Linked DNA regions of Mus musculus: region 1 is linked to region 2. The links are chromatin loops, found by intact Hi-C in ENCODE. Cell type or tissue: left cerebral cortex. All regions are shown on one strand. Each heading gives the region's core, and the rest is flanking DNA. Links, peaks and the distances in the headings are about the cores only.

Evidence for each region. Peaks named below come from ENCODE experiments on the same cell type or tissue, not always from the same donor. Only the 100,000 strongest peaks of a DNase experiment are listed, where the experiment ranks them.
Region 1: a loop joins it to region 2, with 3 times the contacts of the local background. A loop is called at or near these places in 3 of 42 quality-filtered maps.

The regions. Positions count from the first base shown.
Region 1 is chr3:137,414,248-137,422,151 of GRCm38, reverse strand. It overlaps Emcn (endomucin), which reads right to left. Exons shown (of 12, transcript NM_001163522.1): 6 at 5,342-5,431; 7 at 5,053-5,106; 8 at 3,061-3,156. Among named protein-coding and RNA genes, the nearest start is that of Gm38650, 49 kb to the right of the region's middle. In left cerebral cortex, for the core only: a CTCF peak has its summit at 3,330; DNase peaks (open chromatin) are centred at 3,342, 5,068 and 5,337; H3K27ac peaks cover 1,492 bases.
Region 2 is chr3:136,990,589-136,998,492 of GRCm38, reverse strand. No RefSeq gene overlaps it. Among named protein-coding and RNA genes, the nearest start is that of 1700006H20Rik, 39 kb to the right of the region's middle. In left cerebral cortex, for the core only: a CTCF peak has its summit at 3,583 (motif pointing right); DNase peaks (open chromatin) are centred at 2,645, 3,580, 3,947, 4,796 and 2 more places; H3K27ac peaks cover 2,344 bases.

The sequences.
Region 1 (7,904 bases), core at 1,387-6,386, 420 kb before region 2:
TGGCATGGGGCAGTTATGGAAACAACAAGAAAGTTAGTTCTGGTTTTATTTTTACCATAGAGTATCACATAACGTTGAGACTGTACCTTCTAGGATTGTCTATCACACAGACACTAGAAACTTCCAAGTGTGTGATATCTCTGAGAAACTTCTCAAAGCATTGAGTTGCCTTTTCAACCAGAGAAAAGACTTTCCTATTTTCCTTTGACCGTTACTCTTTTTTTTTTTTTTTTTTTTTTGCGAGACAAATCCCTGTATTTGTGGTGAGTGAGGATGGAGATTTCCTTTGTGTTGGATTATACCCCACTGATCCAGCCTCTCGTGAGTGGCCTTCCAAGTGCCACCGAGGTGGCTAAATTTTTGCATGCTCTGCCAGGCAGCCTCCCAAGCGTCTGACAGAAACCCCGTGAGTTCGCTCTGAGAATGGTTCATATTGTAGTACCCTGGCTTCCAGGAAGCAGATGCTAAGCTGTTTAACTCTTCCCTTTTGCTCCTGATTCCATTCTATTCCATTTGGCTCCTGTGTCAGTCTCTCGTCAAATGTAACCAAGCTCATCGTTGGGCTAGGCGTCTGGGGTATTTCTCTACTGCCTTTAAATGTTACTATATTTTCTTTTAATAAAGATTTTGGCTAACATTAACATTTAGGTTGCTTCTATTTCTGTTTCCCAAAACAAGACATCCAACTAGAAGTCTAATTACCTAGCATTAACCTGTCATACCTCATGCTGTGCACTAATGATGTCCTACAATGTTAACCCATCAGCAGGATCCAGCAGTAATATTTACTACCATAAGTGTCAATGTGATATTACTTAGCCTCCTTTCAGAGCGAGCTGAGAAATATCCGAATGCCTGTTTTAGCTTGTTTCCTTAGATTATGGTAACAGTGGGTTAATTAGAGATAGATATCTTCCAACAAACTTTCTGTATATATGTCATGCTTGTGTTAAAGCTCAATCTACGATCAACATTATTCAGATAAGCTTAATTTTCAATTTCTGATTCATTTTGTTTTCCAGAGAGCAGAGTGGGCTCACTAATTTTCTGAACATAATGAATTCTCCTCCACATACTCAAAGGGTGATTAACTGCAGGTGTTTAATGGAGCTCATTTAATGATAACAATTCTTGAAATTCTGTGTGGAAACAAGGCTAACAGTAACCAAATAGATTTGGGCGATTATATAATTTCCACACTTCGTTTTAGAACTCCATCCATCCCGGGAATAACTGTAGCGCGATGAGGATTTATTCCTTTAGAGTCAGCTTTAATAGAAAATGCCACTTTTAACTCATGCATTTTCAAAATTTTCCAGTTTAAACAAGTCTTTTTCAGTACACGGTATTTTTAGAAGTGGATTTAACATATTAGTTTTTATCCATTTTACAGACTCAACTCCCCATTGGGTTCAACTGTAATGACTGTATTCCCATAGAAATAAGATTGGTGGGTTAAAATCATGGAGGCAAGCTGGTTTATGCAAGTAGTATTTTCTCTTTGGAAACTGGATAAGAGAGTATCTTTCAGACACTGCGAGGCTTACCCCCTCATTTCTACAGGAAAGCCCACTGTTTTTGTTTGTTTGTTTGTTTGTTTATTTTTTTCTTATTTCCCACCCAGAGCTTGAATGAATGCCTCTGTGTTGCTCCTTTAACTTCTCTTTTGCTGCCACAATCCTGTCTGTGAGATGCACAGTCAGTGGCTGGCCTAAACCACATTCATTAGTGTCCTGGGGTAAGAAAGTAAGAGTGCAGCTTATACGCTGTATAAAAATAAACACCTTTTACCTTCTTACTAGCTTAAGAGGCTCAGGTAGAATTTTGTTAGTGAAATAGAATGAAAATTAAGGGAATATGGCCATTTTAAAACAGAATAAAGTCTACTGCTATATATCTAGCAAAAGGCAAGGTGAAGTTTTTGTGGTTTAACCCGGGACAATGATTGATGGGCTTCCAGGCAAAGCAGGCACAGAACAGAGTAAAAATTCTACTGCACCATGAAGCTGTCACCCAATTTTGTCAACCAAAAAAGGTTAAAAGTATGATGTGTTCTGCTTAATGAAGTGCTGTGTCATCAAAAGGTACAATAGATTATTGTAGGTGGAATCCTATAGGGTAAGTTGCAAATGTGTTCTAAAAGCCAAGGGGTGGGTGGGGTTGATGTTCCAGGAAAAGGACAAGTATGGATAAATGTATGAAGACTTGAACTTCACAGCAAGTCCAGGGCAGAGGTCTGGAAATGGGCAGATGAACTGGAGTAACATGGCAGAGCTAAGCAAGCAGAGGCAGGCGTGGCCAAAGCATCAAGTCAAAAGACAGCATAACCCTTGGACTTGAGAAACAACTAAAGAAAGAAAGAAAGAAAGAAGGAATATGAATAAAATAGAGAATTTTGTTTAGAATAATTCATTAACATTGGTTCTTTTGCTCCAACAAATCTACTGTCCTAAGCTAAGCTGATTATGAGAACATGATGCTGTCGTTATTGTTGTAGTAGATGATAATGGTGGTGATGTTGATGGGGATGATAGATAAGGAATATGAGGAAATATCTTATCTTTATAACTTATTCGCTTTAAAATAATAATTTGATCTACTCTAGAATAGAAAGTTTATTTAAAGAAAGGATAAAGTACAGAACACTGCCATGGAAGATAGCTATGTTGGAAAGACACTGAGCCTCTTAAGGACAGGAAGGGGTCCCGAAGCCTGATTCTTGAGATGACGGACTTCTAAGCTAAATTTCCATACACCTTTGCTTGCTCTGACCATGCATCCTATTGTACCCGGCATTTGAAGCATGTACCTATGACTATCTTCACCATTGGAGGTGTTTCGCTAGCATGAATTGCTTATCTATATTTGCTCTACTAACAAACCTTAAACACTGCTTCTGCCAACAGTGTGGAGAGACTTTCTCCACCTGGTCCCCCGTTCTTTGTCTGTCTTCACTATAACACTTCTCCTTCTGACAGTTGAAGGTCACAGTCGCACTAAGCAACCACCCATTCTACTTTTGGGGGAAAAAATGAAATGAAACAAAAGGCCAGTCCTTACCTGGGTCTCTCTTCCAGCATATTCGATACAAACCCACCAGAGTAAATACCAAGAGTGTTATAACAACCAGCGCGATAACCACAGGCAAAATGATACCTGAAAAGTATTGGGCACATTGTTAGCTCGAGTAGTGCTGATTCCATACAAAGAGACCACACCAGATAGGACACGTGTGCTTTCCCCTTGAAACAACATCCTATCAAACCACTAGTATATTTCAGGCAATGATGAATCTGATTTATGGGTTTGCTCTGCTTGTCATTTCTGACATATCCACTTGATGTCACCCTTGTAACCTTTCTTAAACAAACTACCAAACCTCAGAGAGATGGCTTTCCTTCTTCCTGGAGGCTTGGGGAATAAGGAAAGAGGAGACTAGAGGCAACTGTTCTCTTTATTATATATATTTTTGTATTTTATAATAAAATTACTTGAAAAAAAGATGCAGATTACTGGATGGTTCTAATTCTAAGGCTGAGACTTGTGAATATCTTTTCAACATGTTGCCTTAAAAATAGAAAATTGTGAAAAAACATAAATAGATGAATCAAATAGCATTTTAGAAAGTCTAACAACATAGCTCAAAATAGTTAGGTATGCACACATGTCCATGTGTTTTAAGGGTGTGTTGCTGTTGTGAATTAGAGGAAGGTTTCCCTGTTTTCATTAACAAGAGAGTTTTTGTTTTGTTTTGTTTTTGTTTTGCTTTGAGTTTACAGTGATAGTCGTTTGCAAGGGTAAAAGTTTAGTGATTGTAGCAAAGGATCAGTGTGTGGGGAATTAGTCAGGTATCCCATCTACTTGCATTCTTGCCTCTTACCTATTTATCAAGGGGCAATGATATTTCAACTTATTGTTAGGGTAGGTTACACTTCATTATCACCATAGGAAGAACAACATCAACACCCAGACCCCCCAGAGCTCCCAGGAACTAAACCACCAACCAAAGAGTATACATGGAGGGACCCATGGCTCCAGCTGCATATATAGCAAAGGATGGCCTTATTTGGCATCAATGGGAGGAGAGGTCCTTGGTCCTGTGAAGGCTCCATGCCCCAGCTCAGTGGAATGCTAGGGTGGTGAGGTGGGAGTGGGTGGGTGGGTGGAGGAACACCTTATAGAAGCAGTGGGTAAGGAGGATGGATGGGGGTTTGTGGAGGGGAAACCAGGAAGGGAAGGGAGATAACATTTGAAATGTTAATAAATAAAATAACCAACTTTTAAACAAGGAAAAAAGAAACAAGACAAAGAAAGAGTCAATGGTTAAGCACACTTTAAGATGGATTTTGTGTGACATTATTAGTATTTCAAAATAAAAATGGCATTAATCAACGAGTCAGTTCTTTCTGTGATATATCATTCAATGAAATGGTTTTACTGAAACAAAAATAATCACATGGAATTCCAGCTCCACATACATTCACTTCGCTGTTAATTAATTACTAAGGAAACTATAACTATTTGAATATTCTTTAGTCAATCTTAGCACATCTGTAAGGTGTTATATTGCTTATATATGTTTATGTTAAAATAAAATTAATTACAATCAATAAGATAAAACTCCATCAAGGTTAAAAAGGCATTTTTAATAAGTTATTTGCTTTAAGAATATTTAATTGACAAATGATGAATATGTTGAAGGCATTTGGCATGGTGATTTAAATAAAACGTTACTAGTGTGGAGATTGGAGATTTTGCCTTAGCTGAATACACTTCCATTAAGCTATATTTTTGTCTTTTCTGGTAATTTCTTACTGTAGGACAAAAGTGGAAAAGAAAAACAAAAGAAAAAAGAGAAAGAAAATGGCCATGGTGTGGTAACTAAGATCAGGCTTATGAAGAATTCTTCAATCAGGCTGTAGTTTGGGTTATAATGGAGTTACATGCTGAGTAACATTGAAAACAGGTTATCCGCAGCTCCATCCCTCCACTGTTGTCATTTGCATACTCTGCACGTCTACTTCCATGAACGGAGATACACATGTTACTCACTGGAATAGGAGGGGGTGGTTGATGGAGTGGTTGCAATCTTCCTATCCTCAGTATCTGTTATTTTGAGAAAGAAAACAACTCAGTCACCTTTGATAGATACGTTAATCCACATAACTCTCCCTCTACTCCCATTTAAGGAAATATTCATGATTTATAGTTATGATGTTGCAAATGCAAATTTTTTCCTCACCCTGCAAGAGTATGTTTCACAAATGAAGATGGATTGTGCTTATTTCACAAAGAACAGTAATGTAGAAGAACTTTCCATTTAGATACACAGAAATCATACCTTGAAGCAGTGACATGGTGTGTGCAGTTGTTAGAGATGCAGAGGATGTTGCAGTGATTTTCGGCAAGGCATCCAGTAGTTGAGTAGTAACTATAGGAAAATCACAAAGCCAGGCTCAGTTTAGGTATTGAGTCTTCATATTGGATTTCTTCGTAGCTTTAGACAGTCTGCATTTTTAAAGATCTGGGAAAACACTTTATTTCTGTATAAGAGAATCATTTCTCCTGGAACCATGACAGACTTTGGCATCACATGAACTGGATATCAGTACTGCATTATCCAGATAACTGGCCAAGAAAATTTGAGCAAGTCTCGTACTCTAGTCCCCAGCTCTTAAAACCAAAAGCACGAGGTTCTTGTGAGATGTAAATCTCTGATAAGCACTAGCCACCTTTCAGGTATTTTTAATGTTGGGAAATGTTATTTAGCCCATCTCACACTATCACACATGCTTAAAATAGGTATAAATGCAGAAAGCTTCTGGTTTTATGACATTTGTCAATGGCTAAAGATAGAACATTACTATGTAGCCTTTGATAAGAAGTCCGGGAGAAATGATAGAGGCTCCTTGATTTTCTTCTATAAGACTCTACAGCTACATGAACATCTTCCATTGAACATGACTGCTAGATTGTATCCTTGACCACGATCTTTTTTCCTTTAAGGAATATATCCTTTCCATATTTAATCAGAGGACTAAATAGATTATTATTATTAAAAATTATTAAAAATTTAACTATAGGACAACATCGTTTAATATATGTAACATCATGTACTGCATCTCACTATCATACTCCTGTATCATAGCTGCTACTTCATCCTTCTACAAAGCTCCCAGAGTGCAAAGGGCCTAACTCTCTCCATCCCTCCCACCAGGTCCTGCCTCAGCCAGAGTGCACTAAACAAGGCTAACCGCTTTCTTGCACTGACACATCCACTTTGCTTAGAACCCCGTAGAGGTGTTGAGACCCTGCATAATGGCACCAGGGAGATTGATATTTCTAGGGCTGCCATGGCTCCTTTCTCCTCTGCCACCCACAGCATAGCACACGCTGCATGCTCTGTGGGGGCAGAATCATGTTGGGAGTCGACACTCTGCTTGCCAGGCAAGAGATCTGTGGGAGGGAGCTGGATACATGCCCATAGGAACAAAGAGAAATGTCAGGCTAGTGCACAAAGCAAGGGGTGGGGGGAGAGGAAAAAAAGGAAAAGAAAGAAAAAAATTAAGTAAAAGAGCAGGAGCCAGCAGAGAGCTCCATACTGTTAGTTGTGGTTGCCTGTGTCCAGGGCTGCCTGGAGGTGAATAGTCTTTTAGGTGTTTTGGTAGAGGACAAGAGGGCTTGCTGTGTAACCAATGGCTGTTGGATTTGGAACAGCTAGTTTTCAAGACTCCACAGCCTCCCTCATTCCATCCTCATTTTCAGGCCAAGGGCTGATTTAGGACAATTTCTGATTCAAAGGATACCACCCCAAGCTTTCCATATGAAAATGAATTTGATTGTCCAGGGTCTTAAGTGAATGGTAAACACAGATGAAGCAGAAACTTGCAAGTTTCTATTTTAGATTTTTTTCCTGTAACTGGAATTCTTAAGAAGTCTTTTCTGAATTGAACACACACACACACACACATTTCTGTGACTATAACAGGAGTCACAGTATGATCTGATGATCATCATTTATTGTGTTAAAAATGTGCTACTCCAAAATTCTACCAAAATTCCACTGTCAGAGAAGGACCAAGTGAAGAATAATGGAGTAGTTAGGAATATGGTTCTGAAAGCTGAGTGCCAGAGCTAAATTCTAGTTGCAAAACTCACTTCCTGTGGAGACTTGGCAAGTGATTTAACCTCTTTCTGTCTGATTTTCTTACATGTAAATGGGGTTATAATAGTTTTACATTATACTGTTGCTATAAAGATTAAGTTAGAGTAAATTTAAATAGACCAGGAGAATAAATGACCCTAGCATAGTTATTTTAAATTACATAACATTATTTAATATATGCTGTATGATATTGTTATAATGTCCTTTAGGAAGGTGAACTTTCCAACTAAAGAGAGTTTGTCTAATTTCCTAAAAAATTCAGAGTATAGCCATGTGAAACTGACATGTCAGACATTTCTATGTTTCAGGTGTATTTTTCTCAAGTCAGAAGTGGGAGAAGCTGGAACTCATGTTGCCCTTAGATCATACATGTTTGCACTGGGTCCTGATTTTTGTGATTGTGTTGGTTATTGATCTATAGAGGCATTGTGCCAAAATTTAAATGCAATTTATTAACTTCAGGTCAAAATTTACATCAAGCTATGTGAAGCAAGTGCTCTTAGAGCCAAACCTATTGCACTGAAATGTGTTCATGTTTTCCCTACATGTGCTGAGCAGGGCCACTTTTCAACTTTGTAGACAAGGTTTCACTATATAGCCCTGACTATCCTGGACTTATTAGGTAGAGGTGGCTAAAAATCTCTTGTCCCTCCAGAGTGCAGGGGTCAAAGGCATGCAGCACCATGTACACATTTTTTCCTGTAAGCTTCATAAGTTGTTGGGGACTTTACTAACAGAA
Region 2 (7,904 bases), core at 1,609-6,608:
ATGGGCAAAAGGGGTCATGAATTTGAAAAATTTAAGAAACTGTGATATATAATAACTGGCAAGCCTCCTGAGCTGATTTCCTGGGCACGGGAAAATGCTCTCACTCTGCTACCCATGCCACTACTTTCCCTTTGCCATTTGGTGGAGCACATGTGGAAGACGCACACATGCTGGCTTTGCACGGTTATCCCGTAGCCCACAAGGGTTCTTACTTCCCTGGGCCCCATAGGTGGAGAAAGAAAGGCCTGAGTGCACCTAACTCTGTCAGAGCTTTGGTTAGGTCTTATCAGCCTGCACTGCCTATATTTGCTTTTCAATTGCCATCTTCTGCAGCACATTGTCCTCTCTGGCAGCTTATGCTTCCATCGTCAAGCCAGCAAGTACTTCATCCAAGATAATGTATGGGCTAAGAGCTTTAATGTTAAATAGAACTGATTCATGTCTTTCAATTAATCATACGTCACTGCATAAGTCTGCGCGAAGAGTATTTCATTATCATTAATTAAAGATGTAATAATAGTACTGCCTTCTTTAATAAGATTCATGGATGATAACATAAGATAAATTCATATGAAATATTTACTTTGTAAATTGTGATTAAAATGATCAATTCTAGGAAGAACCAGAAAACATGCTCCATGGGAACAGGGAAGTAGGGCTGACGCACAAAAGGAACATTACACATCGAGACCAGGGTTAGTATCATTCAGGAGTTTGTATTTCTAAGATGAGTTTGATGAAGTAAATCACAAAAATGATGTAAGAAGCAGTAGAGGAGAGTAACAGTCAAAAAAAAAGAGACAGAGCATCCAACATTGATGGAATTGATAAGAGCAGGGGCCAAGGGTTCAAGTTACTCAGAATGGAAATGTAGGGTAAGTAGTTGACTCACAAAACACAGGAGTGCTACAGTTAAATCTCCAATGGTATTTGAAAGGATTATGCCCATTGTTTTTTCTTATTAACAGGCATTTAAGCTATAATTAATTGATATCTTATTTATTAACACCCATCCAGTTAGTTATTAAACCCCTTAAAGGTTGAGGCAAAATGTATCCTATTATAAAGGAATTATATTTGTTTGTCAAAAAGCAGAGCTAAAGGAATGGATAAACAGACTGATAGGTGATCTGGTCTATAGATACAGAGACATAGAAATAATGTCACATGATATAAAGATCAAGAGAACTTTTAGAAAAATATCCACAAGGCAAGTATCTCTGAAGAAATAAATCACAGCTAAGAATTTATTTATAGTAACCTTACTGATCATGTATTTACTTGTTATATATACCTTTCCCAGATTAACAATCCACTGATACTTTCAAAATACAACACAACACATTTGCTCAGAGAGAGCTCACCTATGCTAGCCAGAGAGGATGCTGATTTGGCTTGGAATATTTCTATGTGAAGACTATGTAGCCCTCCAGTGTCCACAGCTTCACAGAGACAGTGCCCTGGGGTTAAGGAAAAGATCTTATCCTGTCCTCCACTAAATGATGCCCAAGTATTTGAATATAACAAAAGGGCAGTGTGATAGAGAGGAGAAAGAGGGTACCAAAATTGTAAGAAGAGCAAATGATTCGAAGGATCCATTGGAGTGGAATGGATGGGTAATATGACATGAAGAAATTCTGAAGAAATAATTTAAAATTAAGATTCTGCTTCCTTAGTAGAGAACATATTGCTCATCACTCACACACACACACACACACACACACACACACACACACACACACACATCCTGTTTTTTTCAACATGGACTTGTGTACTGTTAACCATGTAAAAAGCTCTCTCATTCTTAAGCCAGAGAGTGCAACTCTGAAATGCAAAGCTCGTGACTGGGTGTGGGAGGGAAAAGACTAAAATTAGAGAGCCCAACAAGCTCTAATATTAGGGATTTATTTTGAAAATGTCATATCTAATGAGGGCTAGCGAGGAAATTCTTTAAAAATGATTTGCTTGTTTTCCTATGTTAAAGTTTCTTCTCTCCTAAAGAGGAGAAGTTGCTCGCCTCGCTGTGTTATTTTTAAAGTCCTGCAGCCAGTTTCAGAAAAGCGGAATCATCCAGTTAATCATGTAGAAAAAAATTAGATTCAGTCTAAATGAGGAAAAGATGGACCAGGTCAGAGGTAGGGCAATTAAAAAAAAAAATAGCTGGGTGATGTTTCTCATCAGTCTGTCTGTAACTTGCACCCAAATAGTTAACCCACTAAATTAGATATTGCTTACTGAATTTAAAAGGGGTATCATGTCACCATGGTAACTGGGTTTGCTTAAACATAGCTTGAAATGTATGTACAGTCCAAATTAGTGACAGAGCAGAAACTCAGAGAACAGTGCTGAGCGATCAGCTTGCTAAATTTCCCTACAGTGGGGCGTATGCGCTCATGTTTGAGGAGCCTCTCTTTGGAAGGTTTGTCTTCTGAGGTGTTTGTCCCCAAATCTCAGTCATTATTGCCAGGAAAAACAGTCTTTTCAGTTAAATTTGAAATGGTCACATGAAAATGATCATTTGTTTATACCTACAGCTTGATCAGTTGATATGTGGACAGGAATTGTGTGACCTATCATTTAAAACAGCCTTTCAGATGCTGTTTTATTTGGTTCATCTTTTGGAGTATTTCAGATCATCTTTTCTTGAAAAGCTAATCCACAAATAGCATTTCCACCCCCACCTACTCCTCCTTATGATAAAATTGGTAAGAAAACTGCTTCATGTAAATTTAAAGCAAAAAAAAAAAACCTTTTAAAATGAGGAGATATTGCCACAACTTGGCTTCTGACCAAGAAATATCCCTGGCACTTTTCTAATAATTTTTGGATAAAGAGTTACTTCACAGAAAAGCAGAATAGTTCATACTGAGACTCCATTACATAACCCTGGAGAAAATACGTGATTCTTTGAGTTTTTCAAAGCTTTTTTTCTTCTTCTTGACTTTCCTTGTCTTTTCTGAGGAAATGATTAAATATGATACATTTGGGGAAATTTTATATCATTTACTCTTTTATAATTATTAGGACCTTTATTGGATTTGGTCAGTAACTTGCACAATTCCCATAATGCTAGTGGATAGTTAACAGGAAAAAAAGGACAGTGAACCTTGATGTTTTTCCTGATGAGCAACAATGAGCTGTCTTTCTGCTTTGGGGTGCAGGGTGTTTATAATGTTTGTCCAGTGTCTCCATCCAAAGCCTTCACTCAGAAGGGAAATTGCTACAGTGCACTAAGCCCCAATTATCTGCTAGGTATTTAGTGGAAAATAGTACATCATGTTTTAATTCACACAAAACCTTGATAATTAGAAGTCATCTCCACTGCTCAGAGTGGTTGTTTTCTACCCTTACACTGCTTAAATTAGCAAGCTGAGGTGTAATGTCCCAGAACATGTTCTTTTCAGAAGAGACTCAGCTGATTTTGAATGGTGTGTTATGACTGATATCAGCAGGTGGGTAAGAACTCATCTGCGTTGAATATCCACTGCCCTGTACACCATTACACCGAAGTGGTATGCTTTTTCACGAAAACTCTCATCCCTCTGTTAGCTGATCATTATTGTGAGCATCTGGGAGGGCCACTTGGAGGCAGTAGCAGTATGAGCCAAGCACCCGAGCTTCAAGTCATTGGCATGGTTTGCTCTGAGCTGGCATCTCAACCTCTTCCAGAAAAGAACATCATAGAAACATTTTTCCCCTTGCCAGACCATAATATGCCATTGTAGAGAAATACATCTTGTAAATTGTTTGAGGATATGGATGCCCTGGCCTGTGCATACAGTGAGGAGAATGAAACCAGGCAGGGATTCAGCAGACTAACTCAAGCATATTGATGGCAATGGCTAAGGAGACGGAAGCAGTGGGCAAGGGGCAGGCTCACTTCTGAGTTTCAGCATTTATGAAAATAAGGGGAAAGGTCTAGCATCCACACTCATGAATGCCATAACCTTATGCTAAGAGAGTGAAAATGATGAAAACCTGAAGAAGATGCCCCGTGGAAGGGTGAGGGCAGCATGCTGTGGCGTTGATGTGGTCAGCGAACAGAACAGATGGAAATCTACAGGTCCTTGGAAGTCAGCACTAAAGATGACCTTGCAGAAAATCCAGAGTAGTGCTGTCCTCAGTGTGTCTTACAGACTGCCTTACAGTGCCACAAATCAACCAAGAGTCTGTGTGTCCTTCCACACTTAAGAGTTTTGTTTTATAGAAAATGACCTGTAGCTTCAAAATGTGGGGACAGTATTATTTTATAAATAAAATGAAAATGAAATCTCACTTAGCACAGTGTATCTTTCTTCAGTAATCAGTAAATAAAATATATCCCTTTTAACAGTACAAATATTTATGCCTATGTATTCTTCAAAGTCAAACTCATCTTTAGATGTCTGCTAAGAGTCCTGAGAGCTGAGGAGATGCAACCCACATTGAGCTCTGGGTCCCGACTTCAGTTCTGCAAAAGTTTTCCTGTCTATATTTTGAGATTTAGGCATTTCAAAAGCCCACCTTTATTTTCTCTTTAGGTTGAAAACTGCCAATCAGTGTCCTTTCCTAGAAAAGTCTCCATAGCTTAGATCTGTCCAGTGCTCTAGCAAAAAGTGATAAGGCTAAAGGAAATGAATTCATATGTCAAGGAGAAAAGGAGAGTTTTCTGACTAGTTCAAACCAAGAAGCTTTCTGGCATCCAAGGGAAGATACTGAAGCATGAAGCAACACTTTTGCATATCTTGTGCATAATTTGCCTAAGAAAAGTTTCCATTCATTTGAGGCAACAGACAGGACTTTGGATGCAGACATCCATAAGTATAAATGCAGAGCTGCTCAACGCCAGCTGTGTGCCATTGACCAAACTGTTTAGTCTTTTGGTCTTCATAATTTACATAACCTTCTGGGATGTTGAGAAGAGTGAGACAGAGTGTGTGTGGTGAGCCCAGTACAAGGCCAGATGTCGCTCTTAATTGTGTATTCCTTCTGTTTTCAAGTGTGACCCACTTTTTAAAAGAATTTCAGAGTTCTAGAAGTCATGGGTTTCAGAAGAGCCAAGAACACTAGATATCAGATGCTCAGAATTATGACTGGGCAACAGAGAGCCTTATAGGAAAATGATTATGGTCCAAAAACCATAGACTTTGAAATTGTATACCCTTTGAGATTCTTCTAGGAAAAATAGAACAAAAATATAAGAAATACAATAACTGCTTTGAATATAAGTTTTTCTATTGAGGTTGTATGTTTAAAAAGCAATATCCTTATATTAGAAATATGTCAATCTGGCCCACTCATTTATCATAGACAAAAATTCCAGTTTACAACTCTAATCCAATGGTTTCTCTGAGTCTGGGCTGGTAGCATGGCTGCATATGGCAGCTAGTCTCCCAGAAGAGGTTGGCTATGCCATCATTTTGGCAAATATCTTATAACTTTGTGGCCTAGTTGTAGGCCTTTTTGAATATATTTGCTGACTTAATAAAACATTTCTTTTCTTTTGTAGCACAGAATGAGGATTTAAAACCATTCTATTTGAGTAGATGCATCAATTTAATGTCTTTAAGTAAATAGAGTTAAGAAATGGATATATTCTGTGTATAATTAAGATCAAACATTGTCCAGAAGGGATTGATGTTGCTGACACCACCCTCAGGATAGTGCTACAGACAATAACATCCTAGAGTATCCTTTACAGATCTTCCCTCCTCATCAGGGAAGAACAGTGAACTAGCCACTGAGACCACACTGGAACAGAGGGATGCTCTGTAGTCTGCTGCAAACATTTACCCAATAGTGATCATCCATCCATGCTCTTTACAGAGAGGTTGCATCCACAAAGCAACACAGAGAAGATGTGATACTGTGCTCTCAGACCTCAGAGTGGGATGTGCCGTCCACTAGAGAGCTGTTGCTGTTGTTTTTGATGGTAGTGTTTTGTGTTGTCTAAATTTAATTTACAATGGTATTTTCTCTGACCTTACGATTAAGTCAACTGTGGATGTCAACTGTAACAAATAAAAATTGAATTAAACAACTAATTGTGTTTCATGTATGTCTCTATATTGCATGAGTTATATTAAATCCTTAGACTAAAAATTGTATTTCAGAAATTCAAATTTAGCTTGGTAATCTTTATTTTTACAAGTCAACACTAAATAAAATGCACATACAATGGACATTCCATCCACATGTCAAGTAAGTAAAGTGGTTATTACTAATTATTACCCTCTTCTTGCTGAGCAAACTGAACTTCACCCAGGTTTGAGGACTGGCAGTGTCACTCCACAAGGATTCCAAGGGCTCTGCAATTTCAGCCTTATATTCTTAAATCCCTACCTGCTTCATCTGACTTCTATGATACATACATCACAATGCTGCTTTATATAGCTCACCACAGTGTCAAAATTGGAAGTATTGCACAGTATGTAGATTAATCTATTTTCGGCTGAGAAAGATGAAAGGTTAGTAAGTTGAACCAGAAGTAACCTGTCTGTCTTTTAGGTATCTACCTATTATCTATCCATATACCTTCCCTTTATCACCTCATCTATCTATAATCTACCATGTATCCATTTATCCGTCTGTCCTTCCATCATCTGTAATCTGCCTTAGCTATCTGTCTACATCTATGGTGTCATCTATCTACCATCTTTCTCTAATCATTTCTCACCTGTCTACAATCTATAGACCTATAAGCTGCCTATCATCTGTCATGTATCAATTAAATGTCTTTTATATATCTATAATCTATCTATATGCAGCCTATCTATCATGTACCAATCATCTTAGTTATAGTTTTCACAACTAAATAAGGTGCAATCAGGGAAACCATTATACAAAGAATCAAAGCTGTGATAAGGCTTTGAGGTTTAAAACTATGGGTCTATCGAGGACATTTTTTTTCTTTAGCTCTTTAACCAACCTGCCCATTTAACGAAGGCACATAGTTCATGTGCTTCATATGTTGCCTAAGTAAGCCCACATCTTTGCCACTAAGTACTTGCATCTTACTTGTACTGAATCAGGGCACTACCCTCTTTTGGCCTAGGTTAGCTGTTGGTAGCACAATTATTATCCCACCTTTTTTATATAAATACTAGCCAGATGAGTTCAGTATCTGTCCTAGACAGTCACTGACTGAGACTCTTTTGCACAGGGCAGGAAAGATGCTGGGAACCAAACCCAAGTCTTTGTTCATGCTAACACTGAGCTCCGTTCCCAGTTCTGCTTGTGGCTTGTGAGAATGAGCCAATGGAAGTTATACTGCATGCTAAAGAAAATATTACATAAATAATAAATATTAAATAAAAATGGCAAATACATAATGAAGTATTAAAATAAAATCATAGTATTATAAAGAATTACTGATGTATTTATGCCCTGCATCAATTCTAAGGCATCAATCCAAACATGTGCATAGATGTGAGAATGCAATGCCCTTTAACAAGAATCTAAGAAAAGTAAAGGGAGTAGTCCCTTACCTGAAATATCTGTGGTATTTTACCTGATTGTTATAATATGAAATCATCTTCCTTAATTCTGAAAACCAAAGATGCTGTGACTTGTGCTATTGCAAACACGTCTGTTCTCAAACCACAGAGGGGAGGATGCTCTGCTGTCTTGAATGAACTGAAAATCTAATCTGAACATTCAAGCAGGGAAGTTCCAACTTTCATATTTATTTATTTTTATTCATATATTTTGAGGCAGGGTCTCACTGTGTAGCCCTGGTTTGCCTGCAAGTCACTATGTAGACCCGGCTGGCTTTGAACTCACAGAGGTCAACCTGCCCCAGCTTCCCAAGTGCTGGGATTAGACGCGTGCATCACCATGTATTGTTAGCTTTTAGAAATTTCTAGATCTAAACCTTGGACTAAAAAAAAAATCTTCCTTTTATAAGGTTTCCCCGTTTGTTAAGT